Regions from separate parts of the Homo sapiens genome. Here region 1 is linked to region 2. The links are chromatin loops, found by intact Hi-C in ENCODE. Cell type or tissue: PC-9. All regions are shown on one strand. Links, peaks and the distances in the headings refer to the core of each region. The heading gives the core; the rest is flanking DNA.

Evidence for each region. Peaks named below come from ENCODE experiments on the same cell type or tissue, not always from the same donor. Only the 100,000 strongest peaks of a DNase experiment are listed, where the experiment ranks them.
Region 1: a loop joins it to region 2, with 4 times the contacts of the local background. A loop is called at or near these places in 11 of 110 quality-filtered maps.

The regions. Positions count from the first base shown.
Region 1 is chr22:30,190,100-30,199,689 of GRCh38, forward strand. LOC105372988 (a long non-coding RNA gene) reads right to left here. Exons shown (of 3, transcript NR_188588.1): 2 at 2,034-2,131. It also overlaps a transcript of HORMAD2 not described here. Among named protein-coding and RNA genes, the nearest start is that of LIF-AS1, 44 kb to the right of the region's middle. RefSeq lists an enhancer at 6,267-6,386. In PC-9, for the core only: no CTCF peak of the experiment used is centred there; DNase peaks (open chromatin) are centred at 6,392 and 6,642; H3K4me3 peaks cover 1,571 bases; H3K27ac peaks cover 6,587 bases.
Region 2 is chr22:30,103,159-30,114,623 of GRCh38, forward strand. HORMAD2 (HORMA domain containing 2) reads left to right here. Exons shown (of 11, transcript NM_152510.4): 4 at 279-342; 5 at 1,243-1,279; 6 at 8,638-8,658; 7 at 9,338-9,364. It also overlaps the pseudogene RPL36P17. Among named protein-coding and RNA genes, the nearest start is that of HORMAD2, 28 kb to the left of the region's middle. In PC-9, for the core only: CTCF peaks have their summits at 5,669 and 5,871; a DNase peak (open chromatin) is centred at 5,643; H3K27ac peaks cover 4,219 bases.

The DNA.
Region 1 (9,590 bases), core at 1,591-9,590, 86 kb after region 2:
ATTCAGCACCCCCTGAGATTCACCTGTGAAATGGGGATAATCATTCTTTACAAGTGAGGACCAAGTGAAATAATTTGGAATGCTATATACATATCACCTGAATTCCTTCTCGCCCCTCAACCCTCTCTTTCTCTACTAAAGTAATTTCAGGGCAACATCTTCTCCTGCCTGGATTACTGCAGCAGCCTCCAGACCACAAAATTTTCTCTGCAGTTCAAGTACATTTCATTTACCATCTTGCAGATGGTAAGACATGTTTACAAGTCAGCTGGCTTCTGAATGTGTCTTCTGGGCATTGAATTCCCCCGACTACTTTCATCTTATAGCTTCAGCCACTATCCCTAGCACGGTTATCTCTTGCAGTTACTGGTGTAACTTTCGATGGCACTATGAAGTCCCCATTGGCACCTGTTTATGCCTCTCGGCCAAACCCCTGCTAAGGGGGTGACAGGGGCAGCATGCTCCAGTAAGGTTGAAGCACTCTTCTCATGGAGGCTCACCCAAGAGGGAAAGAAAAGCAGAAGGAAATGAGGGAAGGAAAGGTGGAGGCTAGAAAGACACTTTGGAAACTGTGAAAGTGGCCCTGAGCTCACATGAAATGCAAGCCAGCAAAAGTGTTGAGATTGGAAACTTTAATGTGGCCCTTTTGAGAGAACAGCTGTAGCACTGCAATTTCCTAGAAATCTGGATGGACACATTTAAAGAGAGTGAAGCACTGAATGGAAATAACTAGAAAAGAGGCTTCCTCCTGAGCTCTGAATGTCCTATCGTGGAGGAGTTACAAGAAAGAGCAAAGCTAATAGCCAACTGAAAACCCACATGTTGTACATTTAAGGTGATAGCTGGGAACCCAGATTCTATTTTTAGTCAAAAAAGTGGGGGGAACATGCATGAATTGCTATGAGCAAGAAAGGCCAGCAAGGAAAGAGAGAGAAACAAGGGAGGAGAGGCCAGTGCCAGCTTTCAGGACTGACATTATGGTGATTTTTCTTTCCCTGCTCTGAGAAGTTGATCTGGTGGTCCTAAGTTCCTGGCATTGGGCAATTTTCCAAAAGTTTGGAGAAGTTACTCATGAAGAAGAAGCCAACTCCAGACAGCTCGTCGGGAAATGTGGAGAGTCAGTGCCTGGGTGGTTTTCATACTAATCCAGGATTTATTAAAGCTCAGAAAGCAAGCAGCAGAGAAGGTTTTTATAATGAGACATTTTGCAAATAGAGTCATCAGCATTTTTTGATAGGAAAGAAAGTTTCTCTCTGAAACTTTCTGAAGGAGGTGGCTGGCTTGGGAGGATGGGAAGAGGAGGGGGGCTCCTTCTATGAGTGCTGTGGCAGGTGGGGGACTCCAGCAGTGGGAGACTCATTCCTTTCTCAGTCCCCTCCCCTTCAGGGTACAAAGTTTTTATTTGCAGTTGGGAGGAATTAGAGTCAATGATCTAATAGAGCTAACTTTTTCCTCTCAATATGGTATGATGTGGCATTGGTAGCTCTGCCAGATACTGATGCTACCAAGGGAACTTCAGTGCAGGTGGACTTCACGTTATTACATTGACTTATTCTTCCAAAGTTACATAGAAACTAAATTGTTTTAAATCTACACAAGTAGTTAAAGAAGCCCTACTGGAAATCTTTTGTAAATCTAAATATGCATCTGAAAGGCGAGTAAACACTTCCAAAAATATTTTGCTTGTAGCTCTGAATTTTGATTTGTCTCCTTTGCTGCCGGAACATTCAAGATGTATAAATGTTGTGGTGTAGATTAATCATCTGTCCATACCCACCTTGATTTTCCAGAATTTTATATTAAGCAGATTGGTTTCCCATCATGTAAAAAAAAAATCCAATAATTCTGCAGCTTCTTTGGGACTTTATAATTTTTTACTTAAAGCAACAACCAAAAAATTTTGTTATTTCCAAACACACTAGAAGACCACATCATCTAGCCCTTGAGCACAGAATTGGCCAAAGTTTGAATGAGGGGCTAGGCCCTGAGCATAAGTTGATGCTGATTGTCAGTGGTCAACTCAATGTACATACCTTCTTGGGAATGGGTTCTGTGCAAGGCACTGGCTGGGTCCGATGAAAGGAAGTCCTGAACTGTTCAGGCAGCCCATCTGATGCAGCAGCAATAAGCCCTGAAGAGGAATAGGGTTAACAAATACCAACAGTTTAACGTATACCTCAGAGCAGAGAGAGAGGTCTAGCATGGTGAGGGAAAGTTTCAAGGAGGGAGTGAATTTTGAGCTGGATCTTGAGGGGAGGTCAGGGTTTGTATACATAGAGTCAGACAGGAAGAGCATCTCCTACTAAGAGGAACAGAGGAGTGACTGCTCAGAGGTGTGAGGATTGAAGGGGGTTTGGTGATAGAAAATGGACCAGTGTGGCAGGATTTCCAGAAAGGAAATCCTGGAAAAGTTTCAGAACAAATTTTGAATTAAGGGTTTGCAAACACTTATGCGAAAACAATAATTGCTAAGAGTCAAGCATGGGTGCACTAAGAACTAGTCACTTCCTGTTTTTTATAAGGTTACTAGACTGGTAAACTACAGGATGTTGTCCAAGGGATTCTTGTGATTGGCTGGAATTTGGTCTTTTTCTAATGTAAAGTTTTATTGTTCTGTGTAAGAGTAGAACTCAACTGTGTTGAGTTCCATTATGCCACTCCTTGCAGCAAGGTATCTGACATAGGCTCTGTGATATTCTTGGTAGGGCTGTGGTCTGTGTAAGTCAACATTCATCCCCAGAGGTGATGGATCAATGGCAGGATAGAGGATGGTTTCCGTACTATAACAGGGCTTGATGTTTGGCCCATTTCATTTTTCCATCTTCATTATTGTTTGCCAATGACATAAGGAAACATACAGGCACACAGGATACCTTATCAGAGTTCCAGATAATATGAAACTGGAAGAGATAAATAAATGTATTCATTGATATATCAAAAAAGATCTTTTGGGGCTAAAATGATAGACCGAAAAAAGCAGCTGAAATACAATAGTTATAAATGCAAAATACTGTATCTAGGGTCAAAAAATCAACTTCTCAAAAAGCAGATGGAGAAATATGTCTTAACCACAGTTGATGTGAAAAGAGACCGAGGCCTTTTAGTTTACCACAATATGACCTAACAGTGTAATGCACTTGGCAAAAGAAGGCTATATTTAGTAAACATATCATGTCACTATGTTCTTTAATTCAACAAGTCCTTATTTTGTCCCCCAATATGTGTCAGGTATGAGGTTGGGCAGTGAATACACACTGGGGACCAAGACAGAAAGAGTCCCTCCCACAAACAGCCTGCAGTTTAGTAGAGGACAGAAACAAACACCAGAAAAAGTAAACATATAAAATCATTAAACCTTGTGAAAGGGGTCTGGAGGGGCACAAATAAAAGTGGGGAAGGGTCAGAAGGGACCTGCATTTCATGAAGTGGTCAGGGCAGGCCTCTCTGAGGAAGTGGTGTTTGAGCTGAGGCCATATGAAGAGGAAGGACAGTCAGAGAGACAAAACACTCCAAGCAGGACAGTGAGTGCATAGGCCCTGAGTCTGAAAGGAACTTGATGTGTTTTTGGAACTGAAAGACCAATGAGGCTGGTCCCCACTGTGGCTGCCAATGTCCATTCTCCTGTCCTTCCATAGCGATAGGGCTTCTGACACAGGGCTACCTGGCTGTAGTATATTTCCCAGCTTCCCTTGCAGTTGAACATGGCCATGGGACTGAGTTTTCATGAGTGGAATGCTAACAAAAGATCTTCTGTGACAGCTGGGGCCCTTAAGAGGTGGGTGAACCCCCCCTACCCTTCACACTTTCCTTTTCTTGCTGGATGCATCTGAGGCTTGGTAGTAACCCAGCTTATACCAGAACACCACATGGAATAGCAGATCCCCAGTCAGAAGGGGCCTTGGTCACTGAATGACTGCAGAGAATACAGCCCCTTGCCTGCTTGGATCACTCATCTCACTCATCATCACTCAACTCTCAAGATGGTTACTTGAGAGAAAAAAGATTCTATATTCTTTAAGCCACTGAAGTATTGTCATGTCTCTTACCTAACCTAACTATTACAGAAACAAAGGAGATACTAGCGCCACCAACCAGTCCACATTTAGAGCGTTGCATTTAGTCCAAAGGTTCACGTTTTTAAAAGAGACATTGACCATCTGAAGCATGTCTAGGGAAAGGTAACAATAACAACATTTAGGAGTCTGAAAACCAAGTCAATGAAAAATCTGTTAAAGACATTACAGTTGTTTAGTCTGGAAAAGAGATTTCTCCAGGGTGACATGATAACTGTCTTCAAAAATTGAAGAAGAGGAATGAAACTGAATTGGGGTAGCTCAGTGGGACCTATGGCTGGTTGGGATTTGTGATGAAGCAGATTCTCATTCAATATAGGGAAGAAGTATCTAACAATGAGGGGTGATTAGAAAAAGGCCAGATTACTTTGAGTATCAGAGGCTTCTCCCTATCACTGCACCCAGAGAATGGCCACCCACTTATGAGATGTTGCAGGGGTGATCCAATATCATTGTGGCAATGCTAGTGAATTCTAGGATTTCATGTAGAAGAGGTGATATATAATGCAGGTGAAGCCAGGTCACAACGGGGAACTGACTGTCAGTTTGGAGTGTATCCTGGAGGCAAGTAGTATCTTGAAGGTTTCTGAGCAGAGTAGCAACATGATCAAAGCAATCTGCTAGGAACATTGCTTTGGCCAACACAGGGTGGTAAAAGTCCTGATTTTTATAGCCCGTGTTGGTCATTGGGTGCTTATATTCCCTGAACCAGTAGCAATTTAAAGAAAACCAAGAGTGGGCCGGGCACAGTGGCTCACGCCTGTAATCCCAGCACTTTGGGAGGCCGAGGCGGGTGGATTATGAGGTCAGGAGATCGAGACCATCCTGGCTAACACAGCGAAACCCCATCACTACTAAAAATACAAAAAAATTAGCCGGGCATGGTGGCACGTGCCTGTAGTCCCAGCTACTCAGGAGGCTGAGGCAAGAGAATTGCTTGAACCCGGAAGGCAAAGGTTGCAGTGAGCTGAGATTGCGCCATTGCACTCCAGCCTGGGTGACAGAGCGAGACTCCGTCTCAAAAAAAAAAAAAAAAAAGGAAAACCAAGAGTAAACAACATTGATTTTCTTTACTTTATTTTTGAGATAATCCAAAAAAATAGTTATGAGCTAGCATTTTTTAACAATTTATCTTCCAAGATGAATGATCCTTTCATTTCAAGGAGCTCAAAGTACTTGACATCCCAGTCTCATTCAGGCTTGTCTCATATCTGAACCGCTATGTCAGGGGCAAGACTGTCAAACCTCCTCTCTCAGATAAGAAGGATTCACAAAGAGGGGAAGTGAGTTGTTCAAGGTCACAGTGAGTCAATGGCAGGGCAGGCTCTTTGACTGAGGTCTCCCAACCCTCAGGCCTGCACACTGCCTTGTGCCCATGCAAAGGATACCTCAACTAGGAATGTCCCCCACATACCAGAAAAACCAACCTGAATGAACATCCTTTCTGAAGATAGAAATTACCTGAGATATTTAAGGTTCAACCAATCTCATTTTGTAGATGAGGAAACTGAGGCTTAGTGAACTCAGGCCTGGGATTCCTTGTACTACATCTTACCATCCTATCTACCCATAAAATGGTAGGCCCAGAAACAACCTACATGATTACCTGGAACCAACTAGGCTATCATCATCAGCTCCACTGTCTGGAAATATAAAGGCTCACATTGGCTTTGGCCACCAAAGAGAGGAAACATTCTGCAATCCTTAAAAACTCATGGCCGAAGGGGGTGGGGAGAACTGTTTGAGCCTTGTACTTACAAAGTCAAAAGGGAAAACATGTGTTTCACATTTGTCTTGGGATGGGAAAGAAAAACTTTTCCTTTCACTTAATCTTGGTTTAAACAAACAGAGAGACTGCCCTTTCTGTAAACTCACCGAATGTCAAATATTGTTCACTCGCATGGCATTGGCTTACTAAGCCACTACAGAGCCACTTCCCTCACGTAATCCCCTCAATCCAAAGGCACTTCAACTTGAAGAGGATCAACTGAAATAATACACATTTCCTCTGATGATTGGACAAGAGGCAGCCGATGGAATCAGGTTTCCAAACCTATAACCCCTGGTTTCAGCCGGAGACTTGAGGCAATACAGCTTCAGTCATGACTCAGGATTTTGCGAGTGAAAGCAAGCACGTCAAGTGATGTAAGAAAATTCCCCCATTCCTCCAACCCACTGGCTTCCTCCTCCCTGGAGAATTCAGTCAGACAGCATTGTGTTGGGGGTGGGGGAGAAACAGAGGTATCCTGTCACTGGGTGCTGAGCTGCCGGCACGCCTCCTATCACCATTGCCATGGCCAGCGTCATCACCATCGCGGTGGCCAGCGTCAGCGTTTGACAAAGGAAGTACTCAGTTACAATTACCTTCCTGTTGGCCAGCAGCTCAGATAATTGCTTTGCAATGTGTGTGAGAACCTCATAAATTAAACCAAGAAACAGAGGGGCCAGGTCTGGGCTGAAGGGAAGTGTCAAGTGGAGGAGGCAGTGATGCAAGGCTACCTTTGAAGTCACTTTGTTTGTGAAAAGTCTGCTGTGCTCTCTTAAGGAAACTCCACTGGAATGAGGTTTCTGTGCATGTGGGGTTTAGGGCTATTGTTTTTGGCTCTGACTTTCACCTCAAGCCCTAGCTAGGACATGTATAAATCCCATAACAACAGCCTGACATGAAATTGCTCACCCTCTCATTGCATCAGGGGACTTTTACTCAGGCGGATTTTGAATGCCTCATTGTTTAATAGGACAGGAAGTTTACTCTCAATGTAAATGAGGAATCCTTTTTCTCCCCGCCTTACCTCCTTGGAAGATTCTTACAGAGGCCTGACTTGTTGGCCCTAGTCTAGCTTCTGGTCTAGCTCCTTCCATAAAAGCAGCTGCAGCCCAGCAGCAGCCTCCCAGTTTCTTTATTAGGGTAAGGCTTTTCTTAGGACCAAAGTTTTTGGGCAGGCTTTTCCCTAGAGGGAGTGCTGGGTGATGGGTTAAGTAAGGGCCACCCAGGGACAGGGTGGGGTTGGATGTGAAAAGGGTTGGATTTTCTCTTTTCAGTTTCTTCATTCTGAACTGGACCTAGGTTTTTTTTTTAATCACAGAGAGGGAAGCCCCATCTCTAAATCTTATGATGCTTTTCTTCCTTGGGATATATCACAAGGAAAAAGTGGGTGACTAGCCCACATTTGTGGCATAAGGATAGGACTCTGAAGTCCAAATGTATCAGATTAACCAGCATGAGCAAGAGGATGCCTAATTCAGAACCATGACCCTACCCTCTGTTAGAGCAAATCTCTGAGGATAGAAACTTCTAGAAAAATCCTTGTGGGCTCCCCCACATCTCACACCACACTCTGTAGGCAAACCCTTTAAAAAAGGCACAAGTATAACCCTCTCAATCTTCTTCTGATGCCCTCAGCAACAAGATTGGCTGAGAGATCTTCAAAGGGAGAATAATCTCAGATACAATTACTTTAGTCAAAGGAAACCAGTTATGGACAACAACTAGGGAAATGACAGAGACACCAACTCAGTAAGATGAGGAAGCCCTAGTTTATTTGGTTTGTATATCCAGAATCTTTTTTCCTACACATCTGAAAAGATACCAATAATGAGTTAAAAAAAAAAAATCAAGTCAACCACTGCACATGTAGACCTAGAGATTAGTCTAAGGTTGAATTCCCATCACCATTGCCTTCCACACACAGCTTCATCAACAATGATGAAGAGTCAAGGATGGGCTGGGCAGGTGGCTCAGGTCTGTAATCCCATAACTTTGGGAGGCCAAGGTGGGTGGATCACTTGAGGTCAGGAGTTCAAGACCAGCCTAGGCAACATGGTAAAATCTGTCTCTACTAAAAATATATTAAAAAAAAAATTTAGCTGGGCATGTGGTGCACACTGGTAATCCCAGCTACTCCAGAAGCTGAGGCAGGAGAATCACTTGAACCCGGGAGGCGAAGGTTGCAGTGAGCCGAGATCGAGCCACTGCACCCCAGCCCGGGCAACACTTGCTCTGTCTCAAAAAAATAGGAAGAGTCAAGGATGATCCCTGACAGTAAATATGCTAAAGATTTATTTGTTTAAAATTGCAACATTAACCAGAGTTTTACACACTTGTATATGTGTATACGCATGTAAGTGTGTGATTGTGATTTTATTTGCACCAGGTCAGGTATAACTAAGCAAGAAGTAGCAGCCTTGCTTGTGGCCGGAGCTCTGTTCTCAGAGCTGCTTTCACATTACAGTCACCTGTAGAGATTCATCCACAACACACAGATACCTGAATGCCTGAGTGTCTCCCCCAGAGGTTCGGATTTAACTGGGCTGGCCTGGGATCTGAGCACAGATCTTTTTTTTTTTTAAAGCTCTCCAGCTGATTATAATGTGTGTCCAGGTCACCATCCACTGAACTAGGCCAGCCCCTAATGCAGTCTTCTCCCTCCACTGCTCTGTAAAATTGAGCCACATTTGCCAGCTCCTTGCACAATATCCTCTCACTTGGGCACTGGTGATTCTCTCATCTCCCTGGTCCTCATCCTCGCTTCACCCCACACTTCAGCATCTGGGATCTGGCTTCCCTGTGACTATACCATGGCAAAAAAGTTCTTCCTAAAATGGCCTCAGGTATAATTCACATTTTAAATTACTTCCTACTCAATAAAAATGATTGTATTTATAAACCATCTGGTCATTCTCATGTAATGAGGTGAGAGAAAACCAAGCGGCATCCAGTGGCACATGACTGCTTGGCTGGCCCCTTCCTCAGCAGGTCTGTGTACCAGCTTCGTACAAGGCTGGTGCAAATCCATCCTGTTGAAGGCACAAATAACTGTGTATTGGGAACCCTCAGGAACCTTTGGGGGCTGGCACAGAGCTTGGCACACCACAGGTGCTCAGCAAACTTCTGATGAAACAGAGAATATTGAGTCTGCAAATTCAGGGGGTTTCCCCAACCTAATTTTGTTCTGGAAATTCAAATGACTGGACTGAGAAAAAGTTGTCCTGGTAATTACCAAACCCCCTCTCAGAGAACGCAGCAAGTGGCAGAACTAGCCAAAGAAACGCAGGCGTGATCAGTAGATATGCACAAGCATGCTATCTTTCCTACCTCTCCCCCTTTCTTTCTCCTCCCTGAGAACAGCTTTTCATATCATTGCAGAAATAAGGTGGAGGGGCTTCCTTTCCACCCCAAAAGCAATTTGGTTGATGGGGTTTTAAGCCAGGATCTCTCTGGGTAGAAATGACGTTCTGTGCTGCTAATGATAAATGGTGAACAAGGAGATTCTCTTTAGTTTTTTAGTCTGTGTAAGCACCTAAGTGCCCCAGATTCTCAACATTTGCTGTTTTGTCTTCTCTGGGTCCTATCTTGGCCATCTCACCTCACTCTGAGCTTGCTTCTGGAAGGAGGTAACAGACGTCAACTAGCATCTGCCTGTTTATGGTGTTTTTCTGTTTTATACTCTTGAGTTAATATGTTCTAATATCTCGTTGGATGGACCTTTCCCAACCCCATCTCACCCTTCCCTTTCA
Region 2 (11,465 bases), core at 2,047-10,046:
AAAGAAAGGACACAAATTGATTTTGGAGCCAACTCAGTTGTGCTACATTGTAGAAGGGGGAAAATCCTTACTGTAATCGAAATTGAGACCAAGCTACTTCTTAACATAGGATTTATTTTTAAAGTAGATGTTTAGAGATCCAAAATGTTTTTATAAGCTATAAAACTAAATAAATTACATAAATAAAATAGTTAAAGGAAATACCCTATTTAGCATGGACAATTTCAGTACAGCAGTCATTTAGTAGATAAAAATAGACTGTGTTTCTGTTTTTGTAGACCTCAGTTTAAAAATCCTCCGAGAAGATAAAAAATGTCCCGGGTCACTGCATATTATCAGATGGTAAGTAATAGAAATTCTATAAAAGTTGAACAACATTATTTTTATCATGGCTGAAATTACCCATAAGACTTTATTTAGTAAGATCATTTTTTAAAAAACCATTTCTTCTTTTCTACTTTCCCTCTTTCTTTTTCTTTTTCTGTTTTTGATTTTTTTTTTTTTTTTTTTTTTTTTTTTTTTGAGATGGAGTCTCGCTCTGTCCCCCATGCTGGAGTGCAGTGGCGCAATCTCGGCTCACTGCAACCTCTGCCTCCCAGGTTCAAGTGATTCTCCGCCTCAGCCTCCCGGGTAGCTGGGACTACAGGTGCATGCCACCACGCTCAGCTAATTTTTGTATTTTTAGTAGAGACAGGGTTTCACCATCTTGGCCAGGATGGTCTCGATCTCTTGACCTCATGATCCAACCACCTTGGCCCCCCAAAGTGCTGGGACTACAGGTGTGAGCCACTGCCCTGACCTACTTTCCCTCTTTCTTTTTAAAAATAATTTTCTAGGAATTTGTAAGAATTATTCAATATAATTTTAAGACACTGATTTAGCTTTTTGAAAGAAAATTGACTTGTATAAAAATAAAAACTGTGATAAAATATTAAATATATACACCTATTATGTACCCACACAGATTTTAAAAATTGATAATTCATCATATGTGTGTCAGTGTACTAAACATGGGATCCAAAAAAATTTGGTTCACTACCACAAAATAGCTCACTATTACTTATAAAGGTCTATCATCATATTAAAAGTTGCTGGAAGTTTAAAAAAATGATTAAATGGGAAAGGTAAGATGGTTATCAACTTAATGTACATCAAAGCAAAAAGTGCAAATGAATTCTGTACTTGGAATTTTTTTGGATTTGCATATGGTCCAATTGACATCAAACATTTATTTCTTGACAGGATTCAAGGTTGTTTTGATGCTTTGGAAAAGAGATACGTAAGAATGTTTTTACACTTACACTGGAATCAAAGGCTTGTCTTTTATTCTTTAAAAAAAGAAATTAGACATTTATTTTGTTTTTGTGTTTAACAGTATAAGTGTCTACGTTTGCATCCATAAACTAATTTCTTATCTTATGTCTTTATTGTCCTGTTGTTGTCTCCTTTGCATCAATTAGAAAGAAAACTCATTTTTTCTCTTTTACATACTCACATTTTTTGACCACAGAGTTTCCTCTGAAGTCACTGGAAGAGATCCACAGGATGTGGGACAGGAGAGACAAGAATCTGGCATTTAGTGCATTGAACAAATTTAGAATAGTGGTGATTCAATTTGCAGATATGAAAGGAAAAAATTGACTTGAATAATTGGTTTTTATTCTGTCTTAGTTATTTTGGTAACTATATTTTGTTCATAAGTATAATCTATTCCCTTACAATAGCTAGTATTGTACCTCAAATTTTAAAAAAATACAGCTTAAATTTTAAGTGCATCTGATCTTTCATGCTGCCCAAGACAGCTATGAAGGGTGTACAAAATGGAGGCTCTAGTCCTAGTTGAAGAGACAAGATGTATATAAATGAAATTTCTCTTTTTCTTTTTTTTTCTGTGAAGCTTTTATTATGAACAGAGGGCAGGGCAAGGCAGGGGGCTCAGTCCTTGGCAGCGGCTTTCCTCATGGTGGCCAGGACATTGCGCAGCTCCTCCTACTTCCTCTTGGTGCGGATGTGTGTTCCCACCTTTTTCTTGATGAACTTGAAGGCCCTTTTGTCCTTGGAGACCTTGAGCTACTCCATGGGATGCTGCCCATACAGGGTGAAGCCACACACCTCTCAGATCATATCCCGCATGAACTTGGTGTGTTTGGTCAGGCACCTGCGATGGCAGCTGGGCCTGGGCTTGCTCACATTCTTGGTCACCTTGTGGCCCTTGTTGAGGCCCATGGCTGTAGGATAAAGCAGAACCATGGCTGCTGCTCTCCAGTGACAGCCAAGGCCTGTAAGTATTTGAAATTTCCGCCACTGCTTTTCCCCACTTTCTCCATCTATGTCTTCTTTTTACTCCTCAATTCCTGTTCCTTTAAGAAATCTTGAGGTCAGGAAGCCTTACACTGGATTATTTAGCAAATTCATACATTTCTATTTCCACTGCACATTTGTTACTTATGATTTATTCAACACTGACCAGAGGGACCTAGGGATACAAAGATAAAACAGAAGTGGGAAAGAGCTTGTAACCATGGCAGAAGATAAGTGAATTCATATGCAGGGCTGATGATCAGCTGTTACATACTGACTCAGCTGTATCTGCTCTTAAAATATTGAAATATTTCTGTATTGAATGGTGAATAGCTACTTTTCTGAGACCTCATGTGGCTCCCCATCAATATCCTCCCCATCACCTTACAGTGTCTCTTTTGGGATCTCTCCAGAACACTCCAAAATCCAGTAACCAAAGGGTTAATATCTAGTCCGAACGTTGCTTCCAGGAGGCCAGCTCTAGAGCCAAATTGGCATCCTTTCTGATTGGCCAGTATCTATGTCATATTGGGCTTTACATGTTTATTTATTAATTTTTTTGTGAGTGTGTGGCAGAGTCTTACTCTGTTGCCCAGGCTGGAGTGCAGTGGCGCAAACTTGGCTCACTGCAACCTCCGCCTCCCAGGTTCAAGCGATGCTGCTGCCTCAGCCTCCTAAGTAGCTGAGATTACAGAAATGCACCACCACACTCGGCTAATTTTTGTATTTTTAGTAGAGATGGGGTTTCACCATGTTGGCTAGGCTTCTCTCGAACTCCTGACCTCAAGTGATCTGCCCAACTCAGCCTCCCAACATGCTGGGATTACAGGCATGAACCACTTCACCCAGACTATATATTGATTTTTTTATATCAATTTGATATTTTTATGTAAAAATATCAGAGATATTTCAATCACCCCTATAATGCTCATTAGAAAGTGATGCATGCCAAAAGACAGATAATGATCATATGCAATGGGAAGTATGGGAAAGGAGGCACTATACCCTGTGAGAAACATGAGAGAAATCTTTTGAGAGAAAATAGCCTCTGAGCTTTGGAGGCCCTGAATATTTGGACAGATTGAGAGGGGGAGACGGCCATCACTGTTATACTGAACAGTGCTCACTCATTCCCCTTCATCCATTCATTTAGCAGCATTTCCTGACTGTTCCTCATTGAGGGGCAGTACAATATAGTTAGAACTTCAAGTTTTGGAGTCAGATGGTCTGAAGAATCCCAGTTCTGTCACTTAACACCTGTGTGACCTTTGGCACGTAACCTACCTTTTGGTACCTTAGTTTCTTTGCATATAAGATGGGGATAATAATAGAATCCACTTGTTAAGGATATTTGATAATTAAATGAGTTAATAATCTAAAGCAGTGGTTCTCAAACTTTAGCTTGCATCAGAATCACCTGGAGGACTTGTTAAAACACATGTTGTGAAGCCTCACCTCAAAATTTCTGATGTAAGAATTTGCATTTCAGACAAATTATAAGAGATGCTCTTGACTGCTGGTCTAGGGACCATAATTTGAAAACCACTGATCTAAAATGGTTAGAACAATGCCTGGCACATAACAAATACTATGTATGTGTTAAACATTCATTCTTTATACATTGGCTATTTAATCTGTGCCAGACACTGTGCCTAAGCATTGGATGAGATAATAATGAGAGTAAAATGTGATTCCACTCCCAGGGAGGTCATAATATAATAGGGTCACTTCTTAAATAAAAAATTATAAGTATTACATGTACTAAAATAGCAGTATAATGTACAAAGAGTATCTAGCTAGTTTGATAAATTTATTTTACTAAATGTCTACCTGTATGACTGACTCAGTCAAAATAGCTTGTTTTGGAGAGATCAAAAGACAAAATTTTAGATAGATGACTTAGTCTCTTAAGTAAATAGTATTTATATTGTTTTTCAGTTGTTAATCTTTTATAACTTTCCTCAGGTGATCTTGTAGCTGGTATGATATGTTTTAAAAGTAGTTTGAGGCCGAACACAGTGGCTCACACCTGTAATCCCAGCACTTTGGGAGGCTGAGACGGGTGGATCTCTTGAACCCAGGAGTTTGAGACCGGCCTGGGCAACATGGTGACACCCTGTCTCTGCTATAAATACAAAAAATTAGCTGAGTATGGTGGCTGGTGCCTATAATCCCTGCTACTCGAGAGGCTGAGGCAGGAGAATTGCTTGAGCCTAGGAGGCAGAGGTTGCAGTGAGCTGAGACCATGCCACTGCACTCCAGCCTGGGCGACAGAGCGAAACTTCATCTCAAATAAATAAATAAATAAATAAATGAAAATAGTTTGAGTAAAATCAGATTTGAGTATCTAGAGATCTTGAAAGGTGTTCCCCTGTAAGAGCATGATTATTTCTAGTTATGAAATTTTGTGTGATTTTTTTTTTTTTTGAGACGGAGTCTCGCTCTATTGCCCAGGCTGGAGTGCAGTGGTGTGATCTCGGCTCACTGCAACCTCTGCCTCCCGAGTTCAAGCAATTCTTCTGCCTCAGCCTCCCAAGTAGCTGGGACTACAGGCACGTGCCACCATGCCTTGCTAATTTTTGTATTTTTAAAGTAGAGATGGGGTTTCAATTTTGGGTGATTTTTATACTTATTTTGTACTTTATATTATGCTTGAATTCTTCAAAATAAGTACATATCAGTGTTGCAGATAATTATTGTAAAAAAAGAGACTATATTGTATATAGCTATCTAGCTTGTTTCCTTATTCGCATTCTCAATCCCTCACCATTCCAACCCACTGTCCACACTGCATACTTTCAGAAACCCAAGTCTGATCATGTCATTCTTTTGCCTAAAAATTTTCCACAGCTTTTAAAATAAAGTTCAGGGTCCTTCACATGGTCTGCAAGGCCTGTATGATCCCTATCTTCCTGTCCAGGGCATCACTGTCATTCCCATGTTCAAGCCACACAAAGAATCTAGAACATGCCAAGCTCCTTTTACCTTTGCATATATTGTTCCTCTTGCCTGGAAACTTCTCTCCCCTGCCCCATACACCTTGCCTGGCTAACTCCAATTTATCTGTCAAGTCTCAGCTTAAATATTTACTTCCCTAGGGAAGTAAATACTTCCCTCCCTGACACCCTCCTCCCTAGCCTAGATGGTCCCTTTATTTCATGTTCTCATAGCATCCCATGCTGCTTCTTCATAGCAATGAACACAATGTTAATGATGTAGCTATCTTTGCTATTTTTTTGTTGTTTAACGTTGTTCTCCCCTGCTAGTCTAAATGTTCCCTGAGATTGGGACCATGTCTATTTTTGAATGAATGCATAAATAAATGAACTCAATTAAGTAATGTATGAGTTTATATGCAGTAATCAAAATGGCCACACAGTGGCAGTAAAGTTTTAGTCCTTTGATATGAAATTATGGTTCTGAAATTTTTTTTCTTTTCTCTTTCTTTCTCTCGCTCTCTCTTTCTCTCCCTCCCTCCTTCTTTCCTTCCTTCCTTCCTTTCTTCTTTTTCTTCCTTTCTCTCTTTCCTTCCTTTCTTTCCTTTCCTCCTTCCCTCCCTCCTTCCTTCCTTTCTTCTTTTTTTTTTTTGGAGTCTCTCTCTGTTGCCCAGGCTGGAGTGCAGTGGCGTGGTCTTGGCTCACTGCAACCTCTGCCTCCCGGGTTCAAGTGATTCTCCTGCCTCAGCCTCCCGAGTAGCTGGGATTACAGGTGCCTGCCACTACACCTGGCTAATTTTTTGTATTTTTAGTAGAGACGGGGTTTCACCATGTCGGCCATGCTGGTCTCAAACTCCTGACCTTGTGATCCTCCGGCCTCAGACTCCCAAAGTGCTGGGATTACAGGCGTGAGCCACCATGCCCGGCCCTCTCTTTCTTTCTTATAGGGTTTCACTCTGTTGCTTAGGCTGGAGTGCATTGGCACAATCACAGCTCACTGCAGCCTCAACTTCCAGGCCTCAAACAATCCTCCTGCCTCAGCCTCCCAAGTAGCTAGGACCACAAGTGTGCACCACTATGCCTAGCTAATTATTTACTTTTTGTAGAGATGGCATCTTACCATGTTTCCCAGGCTGGCTTTGAACTCCTGGGTTCAAATGATCTGCCCACCTTGGGCTCCCAAAGTGCTGGGATTACAGGCAAGAACCACTGTGACTGGCCTGAAATTTTCTGATTTGTATTCTAGTTTTTAAAAACAATTATCATTGGCTTGATTATATTTCTATCTCTATATGTTACTCTTTCAAGCAGAGATAATCTGTTCATAGTAGTGTATATGTAGAGAGGACAAGGACTTTATAGACATATAAGATGTTTTTACTTTAGTAGATTAGTTTCAAATGGGACACTTTTTGAGGTACTTGTTGCATATTTAATTATTTAGTAATAATGAATTATTTTGTATACCTTTTGCCTCCAGAACTAGAATATAACTTTTTAAGGGTAGGGATAGTTATCTTTTTTGTGTCCCTCTCGTCTCTAGCAGAGCCCTGTGTACGTAATGGACTCTCACTTGAATGAGTGAATAGTTAGTACAGTTGGCCCTCCATGTATCAGAGCATTCTACATCCACAGATTCAACCAACTGGAAAATATTTAGAAAAAATAACAGTACAACAATAAAAATAATACAAATAAAAAATACAGTGTGACAAGTATTTATATAGCATTTACATGGTATTAAGTATTATAAGTAATCTAGAAATGATTTAAAATACAGTTGAACTCATTACACATTATATACAGGTATCAAAATATCACATGTACCCCCAAAATATGTACAACTATTATATATCAATTAAAAAATGCTAGTCTTTCAGAAATGGAGAGAAAAAAAGAAAAAATTATAGGAAAGAATCAGTTTTCAGATATCTAGGAAATTCCCCTTTATAATGCAAAAAAATTGCTATCGAATTGTGAGCATATACTTTTTTTTTTTTTTTTTTTTGAGATGGAATCTCGCTCTGTCGCCCAGGCTGGAGTGCAATGGCGTGATCTCAGCTCACTGCAACCTCTGCCTCCCAGGTTCAAGCAATTCTCCTGTTTCAGCCTCCCAAGTAGCTGGGATTACAGGCACAAGCCGCCATGCCTGGCTAATTTTTTGTATTTTAGTAGAGACAGAGTTTCACCATGTTTCCCAGGCTGATCCCAAACTCCTGAGCTCAGGCAGTCTACCCACCTTGGCCTCCCAAAGTGCTAGGATTACAGGCGTGAACCACCGCACCCGGCCTCATATAATATACTTTTAGCATAAAATTAATTTTGACCTTCCTGGAAAAAAGTACAGTTGACCTTTGAACAACATGGGTTTGAGCTTCACAGGTCCACTTATATATGGATTATTTTCAATAAATACAGTTGGCCCTCTGTATCTGTGGCTTCCACATCTGCAACCAAAGGTGGATTGAAAATACAGGACGGGGCCAGGGCAGTGGTTCACGCCTGTAATCCCAACACTTTGGGAGGCCGAGGTGGGTGGATCACAAGGTCAGAAGATCGAGACCATCCTGGCCAACATGGTGAAACCCTGTCTCTACTAAAAATACAAAAATTAGCTGGGCGTGGTGGTGCATGCGTGTAATCCCAGCTACTCAGGAGGCTGAGGCAGGAGAATCGCTTGAACCCGGGAGGAGGAGGTTGCAGTGAGCCAAGATCACGCTACTGTACTCCAGCCTGGTGACAGAGCAAGACTCTGTCAAAAAAAAAAAAAAAAAGAAAGAAAGAAAGAAAGAAAAAGAAAATACTACAGGCTGGGCACAGTGGCTCATGCCTGTAATTCCAGCACTTTGGGAGGCCAAGATGGGAGGATCACTTGAGGTCAGGAGTTCACGACCAGCCTAGCCAACATGGCAAAACCCCATCTCTACTGAAAATACAAAAATTAGCCGGGCATTGAGGCGGGCATCTGTAATCGCAGCTACTCAGGAGGCTGAAGCAGGGGAATCCCTTGAACCTGGGAGACAGATGTTGCAGTCAGCCGATATCATGCCACAACACTCCAACCTGGGTGACAGAGTGAGACTCTGTCTCAAAAAAAAAGAAAAAGGAAAATACAGTATCTGTAGATGTGAAACCCAGATATGGAAGGCTGACTTTTCATATACTCCCTGAGGTACTTGAGTACACATGGATTTTGGTATTCATAGGGAGTCCTGGAACTAATTCCTTCTCAGATACTGAGGGATGACTGTATCCTTTTTCTTCTGGCCTTCTGGATATTTTTTTCCTACCCAAATCTTTCGAACCTCTCTGAAATAATATTTTAATTAGTCTATTGAAAAGAATGATAATATAGGTGCAAGTATGTAATAATAATAGTTTTTTTTTCTTTCTCTTGAAGCTACGTATGGCAGTACTGACAGTAAGTACACACTCATTTAAAGACCAAGCCTCTGTCTCTATTTCATTGTCTTTTGGCAAGTGAAACATTAAAACAGTACTCTCCCTCTTCCTCCCTGACTTTTTTTTTTTAATCTGTCTTGGAATTAAAAACATAGGATCTATCAGAAGTTTAATAAAAGATTATGAATTGTATATTTCTTTGGTATAATACATGGGAAAATGTATAGGCTATACTATCTGCTTCATTTATTGGCTCTCAGGATTTTATTTTTTTAGTTACTTTACAGACTCCAAATTTTTTGTTTTTGAAGTTTGGTAGACTCTTTTGAAATTTTGTATACCTCTGAGTTTAACATGTTATACATAGTTAAGAATAGAAAATGAGAAGATACCACTGAGAGTCTTAGATCTATGATTTATTGAACAAATTTTAAACCATAATGGATTATTTAGAATTTATTTGTAGCTTAGTCATGGTAATTATGAATCCTTCATTATTAATTTCCTTTTATTCAGTGTTCACAGAATATTCTAAAGACTCTACATTCACAAAATAAGCATATCCTATCTCTAGCTTAAAATATATGTCTGTACTCAACTAATAGAACACAAATTGAACTCTATATAAAAAAGGTATTTGATGAGGAGTAATCTAGTAAATTCCAGAAATTAAATGATGTTTATTTTCCCTTATACAGCTTTACACAGATCCCATGGGATCTGAGGTAAGAACACACACAAACGTATAGGTGGGTAGTATATGTATATTATATTTTAAGATGTTTTTCTGAGTTGAGGCTATAGATTTTGTTACTAGACTACCATATGAGCAGAGGAACTAATAGTGGGCTCTTTCAGTATATTTTACTCTAAACTTGACCAATCTCTTATTATGAGATTTTTCAAAAACTATGTAAGGGTATTGGGGAAAAAAGGCATTGAGAAGAACTGAGCTTATTCCCTAACCTGTTGGCATTAAGAGTCTCTTAATGTATAAATGTATAAAACCACATTTTTTTCTTAAAAATTTTTTAAATTTAATTTTTATGAACTTTTTTTCCGAGTCATATAAAACCACATTTTATTATTTATTTAAACTGATTATGAATCTTTTCTGTTTATGGCCTTTTGGGAAAATAAATGAGATATGGCATAACTCTAATTTTCATTTTTGCCAACTAAATTCTCCCTCTTTTCGTGTTTTTATAGATTTTCAGAGCTTTACCTCTTTACTTCTCTCTTTAGATTTCTTCCCTCTGTTTAGGGAATCCGACTCATCTTCAAGGCCAACTATGTTCATATCTTATATGTAAACCTCTTTGGCTATTTGGTCTATACTAACTTCTTTCTTTAAATTCTTTTTCCAGCAGAACCCCACAATTTAACACTCTCAATTGATTCATATTGATTACTTAATCTCCTCAACCAGATTGTGAATTCTTCTTTTTTTTTCTTTTTTCTTTTTTTAGATGGAGTCTCGCTCTGTTACATAGGCTGGCTCTGCCTCCCAGGCTTCTAGCAATTCTCCTGCCTCAGCCTCCTGAGTAGCTGGGACTACTGGCATGCACCACCATGGCCGGCTAATTTTTATATTTTTTATATTTTTAATTTTTATATTTTTAGTAGAGATGGGGTTTCACCGTGTTGGCCAGGCTGGTCTTGAACTCCTAACCTCAGTGATCTTCCTGCCTCCTCCTCCCAAAGTGCTGGGATTACTGGCATGACCCAGCATGTCTGGCCCAGATTGTGAATTCTTGAGGACAAGAGTCTTGTCTCATAGTCTTGGACACATAATAGTTACTTGTGCCACTTTGAATGTGGCTGTGGGACAGAAATTGAGGGAGAAACTTTCTGTTCTCTTCTCACTTTACTCTCTTTGTCTTTCTCCTAGCTTTCTTTCCTTTTTCTTTACTTTCAATTTTCCTTCTCTAAGCCTACATATTTAGCCTAACTGGTGCTATTCTAGACTAAATTATGCATTTTTGGCTCTTAATATTCTTTCTTTGCAAGATGACATGTAGCTGTTTAAGCAAGGGGTAAGAAAACTTTTACATACGGTAGGTAGCAATTCCTCAATGCCCAAACTAGTTCTATCTTTTATTTCTTTGTCTATTGTTTCATTTCAAAATGGTTCCCCACCACACTGTAAGTTTGAAGGGAAGTTTCCCAAAATAAAACCTTCTGATAGTTACTAAATTGATCATTTTCTTAGTGTAGTATTTATCATGTTTTCTTATGCATGAAAACTTCCTAGTTTGAAACCAGTGTTTTTTGGGGGTAGTGAAATGCTAAGCAAGTTGAGTTTAATTACAAAAAAAGTATTACAGAGTGGGAAGAAATGCAGGCATATATAATAATGAAGTTAGGAAACAAAAGCTGGTTATGTGGTAAGTTTTGAGCTATCATTTATGACCCAGGAAAAAATATTTTGAATGTTTACAGAGTGTTCCCCTTATGGGTAGATAGTGATGCCTAACCTCTACGTGTTCATGGTATACTTTTTATTACTAAAAAATTCAGTAGCATATTGGGTAATACTAAAACACTCAAAGGAGCCCAAACAAATCAGTAATAATTACAATGTAACTACTACTGTGGTATAGCAATGTTCATAGGGCCTAAAAAGCATCCACAAGTTACATTATTTTATGATTGCTATTTAGCATCAAGTCACTGATAAAACTATTTAGCTCCCTGATCTCATTCTCTTATGTACTCAAAAACAACATTCTAACATAAACATCGTCTTTGGCATTCATCTCATATTGTGCCATGTTTCTTGAGTTATATGCCTGGAAGTATATCCTTTCCTAAACAAAATTGCAC